Regions from separate parts of the Mus musculus genome. Here region 2 is linked to region 1. The links are chromatin contacts, found by Hi-C or POLR2A ChIA-PET in ENCODE. All regions are on one chromosome and are shown on one strand. Each heading gives the region's core, a stretch centred on a gene start or an enhancer-like site at or near the end of the contact. The rest is flanking DNA. Distances are from core to core; before and after follow the strand shown. Region 1 holds the start of Six1 (sine oculis-related homeobox 1). Region 2 holds the start of Tmem30b (transmembrane protein 30B).

Region 1 (4,724 bases), core at 1,364-3,863:
AGATTTATTTAAAATAAGCCAAAAAGAAAAAAAAAATGTTTTCAGCTTTGTATGTTTAAGTACCTATTAACCAGCCCCATAGTTCCAAGTAACTGTTTGGAAGCCTTCCGACAAATGGTTGTTGCAATAACGAAATGATCGGGAGACAAACTGCCCAATGCACAAATGCTTGCTCTGACCCAAGTCAATTGCCTGCCTCCATCTGAGGAAACAATTAGATGACCAGTTTCCCTGCCCCTGTCTGGAGGCTGGGGTTCCAGAGACCTAGGACAGGTCATGGGAAGTCGTGCCCAGAGCGGCCCAGTGACCTGAGTAAACACAGGGAGCTTAGCCAGTCTCTCGGATTTCACCCGGGAGTGGGCCCTCGCTTGGCTTGGGGACCGGCCGTTTTGTAAACTAAAGGGTAGCTGGAGCCGAGCAATCCCTGTTTCGTTACTCCTAGTTCATTCCCCAGCCCCTCCTGCTCTCCTCTCTGAGCTGCTCGCCCACAATCCAGAGCCTCCCACCCTTTCTCAGCCGGGCAAACTTCGCTGCCCCGCCCCGGCTGGGCGCCGGCCGACCCCGCACAACGGAGTGTCAGTCCGTCCCCGCACCGGGTCCCCGGGTCCCCGGGTCCCACTCAACTTCAGGACTGCTCGCTCTTCCTCCTTTCCAGCGCCGGCGGCCACCCGGAGCCTAGCGCTCGCCCGCCTGCACACTCCCTTCCCAGCACCGTCTTTCTCTTCCGGAGAGCCCCTTTCCCCGGAATTTAGGCAGGCTCTGTGGTTTCCCCACCCAGGGGGAATCCTGGAAGCCAGATCTTCGGCCCCCAGGCTGACAGTGAACAAAGGCGAGCACAGCGGGGCTCTGTGCCCAGCTCCCCAACTTTTCCGCCCCGCGCTCCTCCGAACCTCGGCCAGAAGCTCCGCTACGAACCTCCCGGGCCGAGGAACCGCCGCGTCTGCGAGAGGAGAGGAGGGGAGAAGGGAGACTTTTCCCCTTTCTTTCTTTTTCTTTCTTTCTTTTCTTTTCTTTTTTTAAAGCTTTGCTTCCGTGCTCCCGGGAGGGGGAAGCCAGCGACTGGAGCCCTTCTCCTCGCCCGCAGCGGCGGCGGCGGGGCCAGCGAAAGCAACCCGGCCAAGCATGAGGGAGCGCGGCAGGCGGCAGTCTTCTCCCGGCTTGGGGCCTCTGATAGGACACCCAGCAGCGACACCCCCAGTGTCCCCTTTCCAGGGTATTTCTTTTTACAAGACTCCTCCCTTTGTCCAACTAGCGCGAAATGAAGCAGAACTCTCCTCCATAGACTAGCCGGAGAGAATGAGCAGAGAGCCGGGAGGTACTGGGGGCCGAGCGTTCGACTCAGACCAGCTTCAAGACGGAGCGAAAGAGCGGAGGTTCGAGACCTTCCGCCGTACCGAACAGCTTCCCTCGCGATACCAAGCAATACCCCCGTTTCCTCTGATCTACAAACTCCCTGGCCATCCCTTCTCTTCGCCGGAGCCAGCCCGGAGGGCATGAAACAAACCCAACGCCGACCGTTCCCCACACTTTCCCTCACCAAAGAAACCCACGCGCGAGTGCTCCACGCAAACGCGACCCAGTCCCTAACAGGCAACCTCAAGAGTTCATGAACCTTCACAGCAGCGTCGCCGAGGCCGGGGTGCCGCCCCACGGACCTCTGCCGGGTGGCGGCGGGTAGGAAGCTGGTGGCGACGCCTGCGGGGGGCAGAAGGGAGCGAAGGGTGAAACTTCCCGGGGTCACCCGAGCCTGGGCAAGCACGCCGCGTACCTTTCCTTGGCCTCGGCGGCCCGGTCTCTTTGCCTCCGGTTCTTAAACCAGTTGCTGACCTGGGTGGTGGTGAGGCCGGTGGCCTCGGCCAGCTCCCGTTTCTCCCTCGGTGAGGGGTAGGGGTTGTGCGCGTACCACTCCCGCAGCACGCCCCGAGACTTCTCCTTAAAGCAGTAGCTGGTCTCCTCGCCGTCCCAGATGGTCCGCGGCAACGGGAATTTTCGGCGCACCCGATATTTGCCCACGGCACCCAGGGGTCGGCCGCGAAGTTTCTCGGCCTCCACGTAGTGCGCTTTCAGCCACAGCTGCTGCAGTTTGGGGTGATTGTGAGGCGAGAACTGGTGGCTCTCCAGTATCTTGTAGAGCTCGCGGAAGTTGCCGCGGTGGAAGGCGACCACCGCCTTGGCCTTGAGCACGCTCTCGTTCTTGTGCAGGTGATCGCAGGCGGGCAACGACCACAAGAACCTGCCCAGGCGTTCCAGGTTCCCTCCTTGCTGCAGAACTTCGCACACGCACGCCACTTGCTCTTGCGTAAAACCAAACGACGGCAGCATCGACATGGCTGGCGCTGCCGGGGCGCACGGGCCCGGGCGCACGCGGCAGTGAGCAGAGCTGGGAGAGCAGGGGGCGGCTGCCGCGGGGAGGGGGGCGCGGCTGCTCCTAACCCCCTCCCTAGCCTTGGCGCGGGCGAAGAGACCAGTCGAACCTCGGCGGGTGGGAGGCCAAGGAAGACGAAGAGAAGTAGGGGTGAGCTAGACTCCGAGTGGCTGGCGTTCTCTACAGCCTTCTGGGCCTCGCTGGCTCCCGCCTGCCGCCGGGTGGATGCTGCTGGTTGCCGGGGAACTTGGTTTCTGTTCTCCCCGCAGCGGCCTTAAAGCGCGCAGCGTCCCCGACACGCTGATTGGCTGCGAGCGGCGCCTATCCGAAGCTGGCCAGCCTGCGCGCCGCCCGGCCCGGCAGCAAAGCCGCGCCACCCTGCCGCCCCGCGTGGGGAGGGCGAAGCTACCGAGTGCTGCCTAGGATAAGAAGTGGTGGGAGGAGAAGGACCCGGAGAGGTGGGAAGTGAGGTGGGGTCGGGAGGAGGGAACTGGGGTGCTGAAAAGGGTGGTGACCAAGTCAGGACCTTGCGAAGCGGCGCCCTCTTTGGTGTCACCTAAGGGGAGCCTCACGCAGCACAAATCAATGGCTGCAGACGTTCTAATGACCCTCTTCTCCATATTCTTAGCCCTGTCTCTTGCAGTCTTGGCTTTTCCCGGTGAGCTCATATTTAATTACCTTAATGTTAAGATGAATAAATAATGGATTGATGAATAGCTTATGGAATGAGATAAATAATACAAAAGGAGACTAGGGTTCTGTGCTGCAAGCACTCTGAAAGTGGCTTCTTCCAGGTTTGGTTCCTGGAGGTGAAGACAAACCTAGCCCCCCACCCCCACCCCCACCCCCACCCCCCAACTCCTACACCCTTTCTCTTCCTAACTCCTAACACCTCCTAAAGGTCTCAAGGACTCTGATCTGGGCAACATTCCCCTCATTCTCAAAGTGCCTCTAGAAGAGGGATCAGAAGGGTTGACCCTGGCACTGTAGCATAGAGACACCAGGGCTTCATCTGCAATTTAGAATCTTGCTGTCCATAGACTTCTGGACTCAGTTTCCCCAGTTGTACGGTTGCGTTTTTTCAAAGCAACCCCTGCTACCGATGGATGCTGAAAAGCTTTACTTGCCATTAGCAAAAAAAAAAAAAAAAATTGGGGAACCTCATGCAAAAGGCGCTGAATGGGGTGTAAATTAAATAAAACTGCGCCCAGCTCCAATAACTGTCTGGTTGTAACATAATCCTTGCCCTGCTCTGAGAGGGACACTGCCCTCTAAGCTAGAACCACAGTGGCTCCAAGAAGATTAAATAAAGTGTGTGTGTGTGTGTGTGTGTGTGTGTGTGTGTGTGTGTTTGCAATGCTGGCCTATTTTACTGCCAGCCAATGAGATGTGTCCTGCAATTTAAGTTCCATCATCTGCTATTTTGTTTCTGTGGGGAGAATGCTTAGTAAAACTGCACAGACAAATGAAGCTGTAATTAACTTAAGCCTCATTTGCACACCTTGTTCCAAAGCAATTATTAAAAAGATTTCAAAAACAATTAGCCTCTCTAAACAAAGATAATCTATTGTCAGTGGCTAAGTCAAGCAAGAGATAAGAACAATGGGTGGAGATAAGGGAAGGTGGAGGGAGAGTGACTTTATGACTATACTTATCTCTGATTAGATAAGTTGAAAACAGAATTTTAAGTACACTTCAAAAATGCTTTTGATTCCGGTGTGCCCTCTTAGGGAGTGGCAGGGAGCAAACACTGGGCTCTTCAAACTAGCTTGTCTCCTTGCCGTGGTTTGATTCCATCAGCCAAAGAACTCTTTGCATTTTGAGATCCAAGTGAGAGAAGGGATTCCCTTTGTATTATTTAGATGTTTTTTTAAAAAATGCACCCAGTTCAGTGCACCCTGCTACATGCCTTTCAACATCATAAAGGGTTCCCACCTCAGGGCTGTTTCCCTGGAGAGATTGTAAGTAGCCAGAAAACCTCTTCTCTGATGAGCTCCCACACAAGGCTTTCTGCTTCCTTGAAACTCCGTCTACCCTGAGCAATTAAACCTTGGAAGCAGATGCTGATATGTCATTACATTTAGGCTTGGGTTTTTTTTTTAAATATATAAAATGCATTTAATGGTATTTATCATTTCAAAAGAGCTCCTGCCACATGGTATGCCTGATGACTTACTTTCTAAACTGGAAGCCTGGCACTGCTGAGCCCAAGGCTGTGTGCCTGGTAATTTTCCCTCGCTGTCTTATTTTAGTGCTCATGACGTTTCAGTTGAAGTCTTGGGGAACTGTAGTGTCCTGCCAAGAGGAATGTCTCTGCTTGGAACAGTCCTTATTGACATGGCAGCTGTGTGAGGACCAG
Region 2 (4,724 bases), core at 1,349-3,848, 500 kb after region 1:
ATTATATTAAGTCACTTTTTATCTTAGACGGGCACGCTATTCATCCAAAAATAAGTATTAACCAAGACAGAATAATAGAATGGATGGAAAGAATCACTGTAACTCAGCATTTGACCGCCATACAACATACTCCAACAACTCTGCTGCCCTTGAGGAATGAAAATTCACTGATAACCAAGAAAATGACTGCACTAGGGAGCCAGCCCAGAGGACCCTGACAAATGCCAAGGAACTTTTCTTCAGGGAACCTGGAAGACAGCATCATGGGAAATTTTATTTTTAATTTTCTTTGAAATTATTGTTCCATAAAAATAAAATAAAAATGTCCCACTTGCCTCTGAGACTAGCTTTGTATCAATTGTAGGCAATCAGATAAAATCAGCTGAGTAATTTTAGCATTGTCTTAAAGGCTAAAATAATTGGGAGTCTATTTTGCATATTAGAATATATTCCTTATCAATCTTTAACGTGATCAGTAGAAATGGGTTTCATTTGAGAGTTGAAACTGGGTTTAAGATAGTTCTTTGTGAAGATAATACAAATGAGTTAAATTATTCCCTTCAGCATGATTCAAGGTGGGGGTGGGGTGTTGAGAAAGAAGGCAAAACTCGGTCCCTCAGGGTTGCAAGGAAACTGCTTCCCACTAAGATCATTTGCAGTCGGGTTTCTCAGGTTAAAACACTTGCCCCTGAGCCATGCAGACTGCTCTTGCGTTTTCAGATTTTTACACGGCGTCTTCTTAAGTTTGCTTTTACATTTAATGACGCACTTCTGCCCTGCAGATCTGCACTTTCCTAGACCTAGCAAGTTTTCTTGCTCATTCCACAAATTGCCAGCTTCCTTCCTATGTGTTTAGGACCAAACAGGAGCACTATGATTGCCACCGTTCACGGGAACAAATTATTACAGGTAAAACTGAATTCAGGTGAGTACTTCAGGCCCAACCTGGCTCAAGATTCCAATTCAAGGGCACAAGGATTCCAGAGAAGCTTGCTCATCCTGGCCTTACTGTGTCAGAACCTGAGGGGCCTGGTGCCTCGTCATCGACTTAAATCTTAACCAATATGCTTTCCCTGCTCCTCTGTGCCTCTGCGGGCAATCAGCGGGTATCATTTGCCATCCCAACACTTCCCCGCCCCATCTGATATCTCCCTCCCAGAAAGCGGAGGGAGGTGTGCCTAGAGGAAGGAACAAAAGTTTAGGCTCAAAATCGGGATCCTGGCTGTTGGTCTTAATGAGTTCCAATCCAGGAATCTTAAGGACCTGGCGTGTCAAGTCGGTAAGCCATGGAGAAGATGGGGAAAATGGCAAGATGTGTCACTCTGCAGTCCAGAACCTGAGAACAGTCCCGTGGCGGGTAATTCCCTTCACCAGGCCCATCTTCCACAACAGATCTGTGGGCCTGAAGTTGTGTTAGGAACAAAGGCCACCGCTAAAAGCGGCTTGGCCAAGAAGCAGGCAGGGTTTCTTGGGAAGCAGGATCACTCATCATCGTTGTCGTCGTCGTCCTGGTCCTGGTAGCGAATGTAGACGACCAGCATGACAAAGCCCATGACGATGCAGAGGGAGCCAACGACCAGGTAGGCGATGCCCAGGAAAGGGTTCTTGCCACCCATCCAAGAGATGTTGCTAAGAATGATGAGCTTGTGGCCGCCGAAGGCGCGCACCGGGTAGTTGTAGGTGATGTTGACACGGTAGGTGCCCCGGGGCAGACCGGCGGAGTAGTTGCCCTGGCGGATGCGCGCATAGAGCTTGCGGAACGTGGGCAGCGCCGCGGTGCGCATCCACACCACGAAGTCCTGGTTGATGAAGCCGGTGTTGTTGGGATCCGGGCTGAGCTCATAAACCGGCCGGTGCCAGTTGGGCGGCGGCGCCGTGCCGCGGAAGGCCAGCGCCAGGCTGCCGTTCACCAGCGGCGGGTTGCGGAACTTGACGTGGTAGTCGGTCCACCAGGCGATGGCGGTGCGATCGAGCGGCACCTCGACGAAGGGGTCCGAGGGCTGGCGCTGGTGCCAGAGCGAGAAGGAGTCGTTGAAGAGGCTGTTGGCGATGGCGCCGCACGGTGCGATAGGCAGACCGTCGGAGCGGAACTGGTAGGGGGCGCACTCGTTGGCCGGGTGGCGCAGCGCGCTGGCCAGGCCGCTGAGCTGCGCGTCGTCGCGGGACACGCCGTAGCGCCGGTTGTTCTGGTAGAAGTTGGACAGCTCGTAGTAGAGGTACACGGGGCCCGGGAAGAGCTCGGGCAGCGTAAAGCTCCAGGAGCAAGCGCAGCCGGGCGGCGGAGCGCGGCCCTGGCCCTTGGCGGCGCACACCGAGCAATCGCCGGTGCCGGGGTTGCCGGTGTAGTCGTACTCCAGCTCCTTGATGCCGTTGGAGGAGTAGAAGAGGCCCAGGCCCAGGCCGATGAACGCCAGGCCGGCGCAGAAGAAGAGCGGCAGCGCGATGCCCGCCGACAGCAGCGGCTGCCAGGCGGGGAGGCGCTGCTGAGTGAAGGCGGTGTTGTCGGGCTGGTGCGCGCCCCGCGCCGTGGCGCTCCAGGTCATGGCGGGGATCTCAGCCGGGGCCTGCGGCCGCCGACTCTCAACCCAGGATCAGCGGCGAGCCTCCCGCCTCCGCTCGCCTGCTCAGCTCGACGGCTGCTCCCCGGCCCCGCCCCCAGCCCGCCCGCCCGCGCAGGTGCGCCAGCCCCGCCCCCCACGCAGGTGAGGCCGATTGCGGGGCGCGCTGCCTCTGCCCCGGGACTGCTCAGTTCCGCCACCGCCCAGGTGACCTGGGACTGGCTCCGCCCCTGCATGGCGCCCTTCCCAGGTGAGCAGGGCGAGGCTCCTCACCACACCAGGCTCTGGCCCTTCGATCCTCCCTGTCTGACTCCTCCTCCTCTCTATTCCTCCTTCTCTCCCTCCTCCCACTTCTCCTCCCCTCCTCCTCCCAGCTCTCCCGCTCCTCCGTGGGCAAGTGATGGGCTCAGAGTGGGTCATCTCTTTGGTCAGGTTCCTGTCTCCTTCCACAGGGCCCGAGCAACTTTCCCCAGATCACAAGCCTGACTTAAACAAGAAAGTTCCACCCCAGAGCTTGCTCCAGGGTGGGGTTCTGTTGGCTTGATTATTTATTACCTCGTTAAGGCTGTTAATCCTCGTTATTTAAGGAAAAGGGTGAGTCTTAAGTAGGGTTTCACTTAGTTTTCAAGCACAAAATACAGTGCCCTGGGAGTTACATTGTGGTAGCTGTATCAATTTCAACGTGGAGTTCTTATTCTCCCCTTTTTATGTAAGGGGGGGATTAGTTCCTAGCCAAATGCTCCAGTCTGGTTTAATAACTACAAAAGGTGAAAAGTTCTGTAAAAATAAAATGATTTATTAAGAATCAATGACTGGGAGAGTTTGCAGCCTTTGAATGTCTTCTCTAGCTGGTGGGAGGAACCACCAATGAGAAAAAAAAATGCTGTGGCCTGAATGTGATGTTCTTTTCAGATCTTCTTGATTAGAGAAAGGCCCGACCCAAGGCCCTGGAGGGCCTCGCTGATATCCACAGCCAAGGACATTTGCGTGTTTGGTCCTAGTTGAACTAGAAGGATGTATAGGCTGTATGAAAACTCCAACCAGCCTGGGCCTTGGGGCTGGTTTGTTTGTTGTTTTTGTTTGTCTCGGGGTTGGTTAGAATACACAAGGGCACAGGGGGCTATGCATGGAATCTTCCTTAGGTACAGAAGTACACTCCTGCAGCTCATACAGTGTGAATAGCTTAAGTGCTTTCTCTGTTATTCGTGCATACCCGTTTATCCAAATCCAAAGAGACTTGGAAAACTAAGAGCTGTTGGAAATATTTTTAATGTTGTCTTCCAAGTCTTCAGCCCTGTGCCGAACAATGTAGAAGAAATGGCAATTAGGCCAAACTGGAATCTTAGTAGTCTAATAAGGCACTCTCCGGCTGTTATTTGTTTGTTTGTTTGTACTAGAGTTATCTGAGAAGAAGGAACCACATGGAGAAGATGTGGGCAAGCCGGAGGGGTGTTGTTCTGTTTGATGATTGATGTGGGCGGGGCCCCCGGTGGGCGGAGCCCCCACTGGGCGGGGAGGTCATGGAGAAGGGATGAGGGCATGCTGAGCAAGCCAGTGTTCCTCCATGACTTCTGCTTCAGTTCCCGCCTCCGGGTTCCTTCCCTGAGTTCTTTGATGATGGACTGCGGTGTGGAAGTGTAGTCTGAAATAAGCCCTTCCTTCTCAAGTTGCTTTCTGTCCTGGTATTTTATCACAGGAATAGAAACCTGAGGCAGGCACGTAGTACATAGGAATAAGAACAGAATAGCCAGTAGCTGGCATGTGGTCACATCACATGTGGATGAGAGTGACGTTAGGTTGATTTTGTTCCATTGACTGACTATGGCTTGGAAGTGCTAACTTAGAGAATGCTACAGCTGTCCTCACTTCTACCTTTATTCCTCTACCCCACAAAAGCGAATCCCAAAGGGTCAAAAAGTTTCCCTAACACTTTTAATCTTTTAATAAAAGAATAGACAGATCTCTTTACCCTTCTGGAGACTTCCACCCACCCCATGTCATTGATTCACCCTTCTGTGTGATCCTGGCTGCAGGAAGGAGTCCAGTTCTCACGACTTTATCTAATGGATCTTAAGTCTACAGTCACACGGCCACCACACCCTGCAAGCTCACACGGGGAACTCAGAGCTTTCCCGGATGGTGTAAAGGCAGCAGCACACTCGTTCA

The links. Hi-C counts contacts between places; a loop is a spot of excess contacts on that map. ChIA-PET counts read pairs that join two places held with the same protein, here RNA polymerase II (POLR2A).
Region 2: a loop to region 1 is called in a map of mouse embryonic stem cell, with 3 times the contacts of the local background. The contact joins the promoter of Tmem30b here to the promoter of Six1 in region 1. A Hi-C loop is called at or near these places in 1 of 37 maps with a recorded cell type or tissue (mouse embryonic stem cell). POLR2A ChIA-PET finds 5 or more read pairs at or near these places in 1 of 5 experiments (Patski).

Annotation. Positions count from the first base shown.
Region 1 is chr12:73,044,099-73,048,822 of GRCm38, forward strand. It overlaps Six1 (sine oculis-related homeobox 1), which reads right to left and starts at 2,614. Exons shown (of 2, transcript NM_009189.3): 1 at 1,769-2,614. The coding sequence starts at 2,328. Gm51264 (predicted gene, 51264) reads left to right here and starts at 1,787; the gene lies at 1,787-1,850.
Region 2 is chr12:73,543,797-73,548,520 of GRCm38, forward strand. It overlaps Tmem30b (transmembrane protein 30B), which reads right to left and starts at 2,599. Exons shown (of 1, transcript NM_178715.3): 1 at 1-2,599. The coding sequence starts at 2,543. The coding sequence ends at 1,482. 2210039B01Rik (RIKEN cDNA 2210039B01 gene) reads left to right here and starts at 4,687. Exons shown (of 4, transcript NR_044985.1): 1 at 4,687-4,724.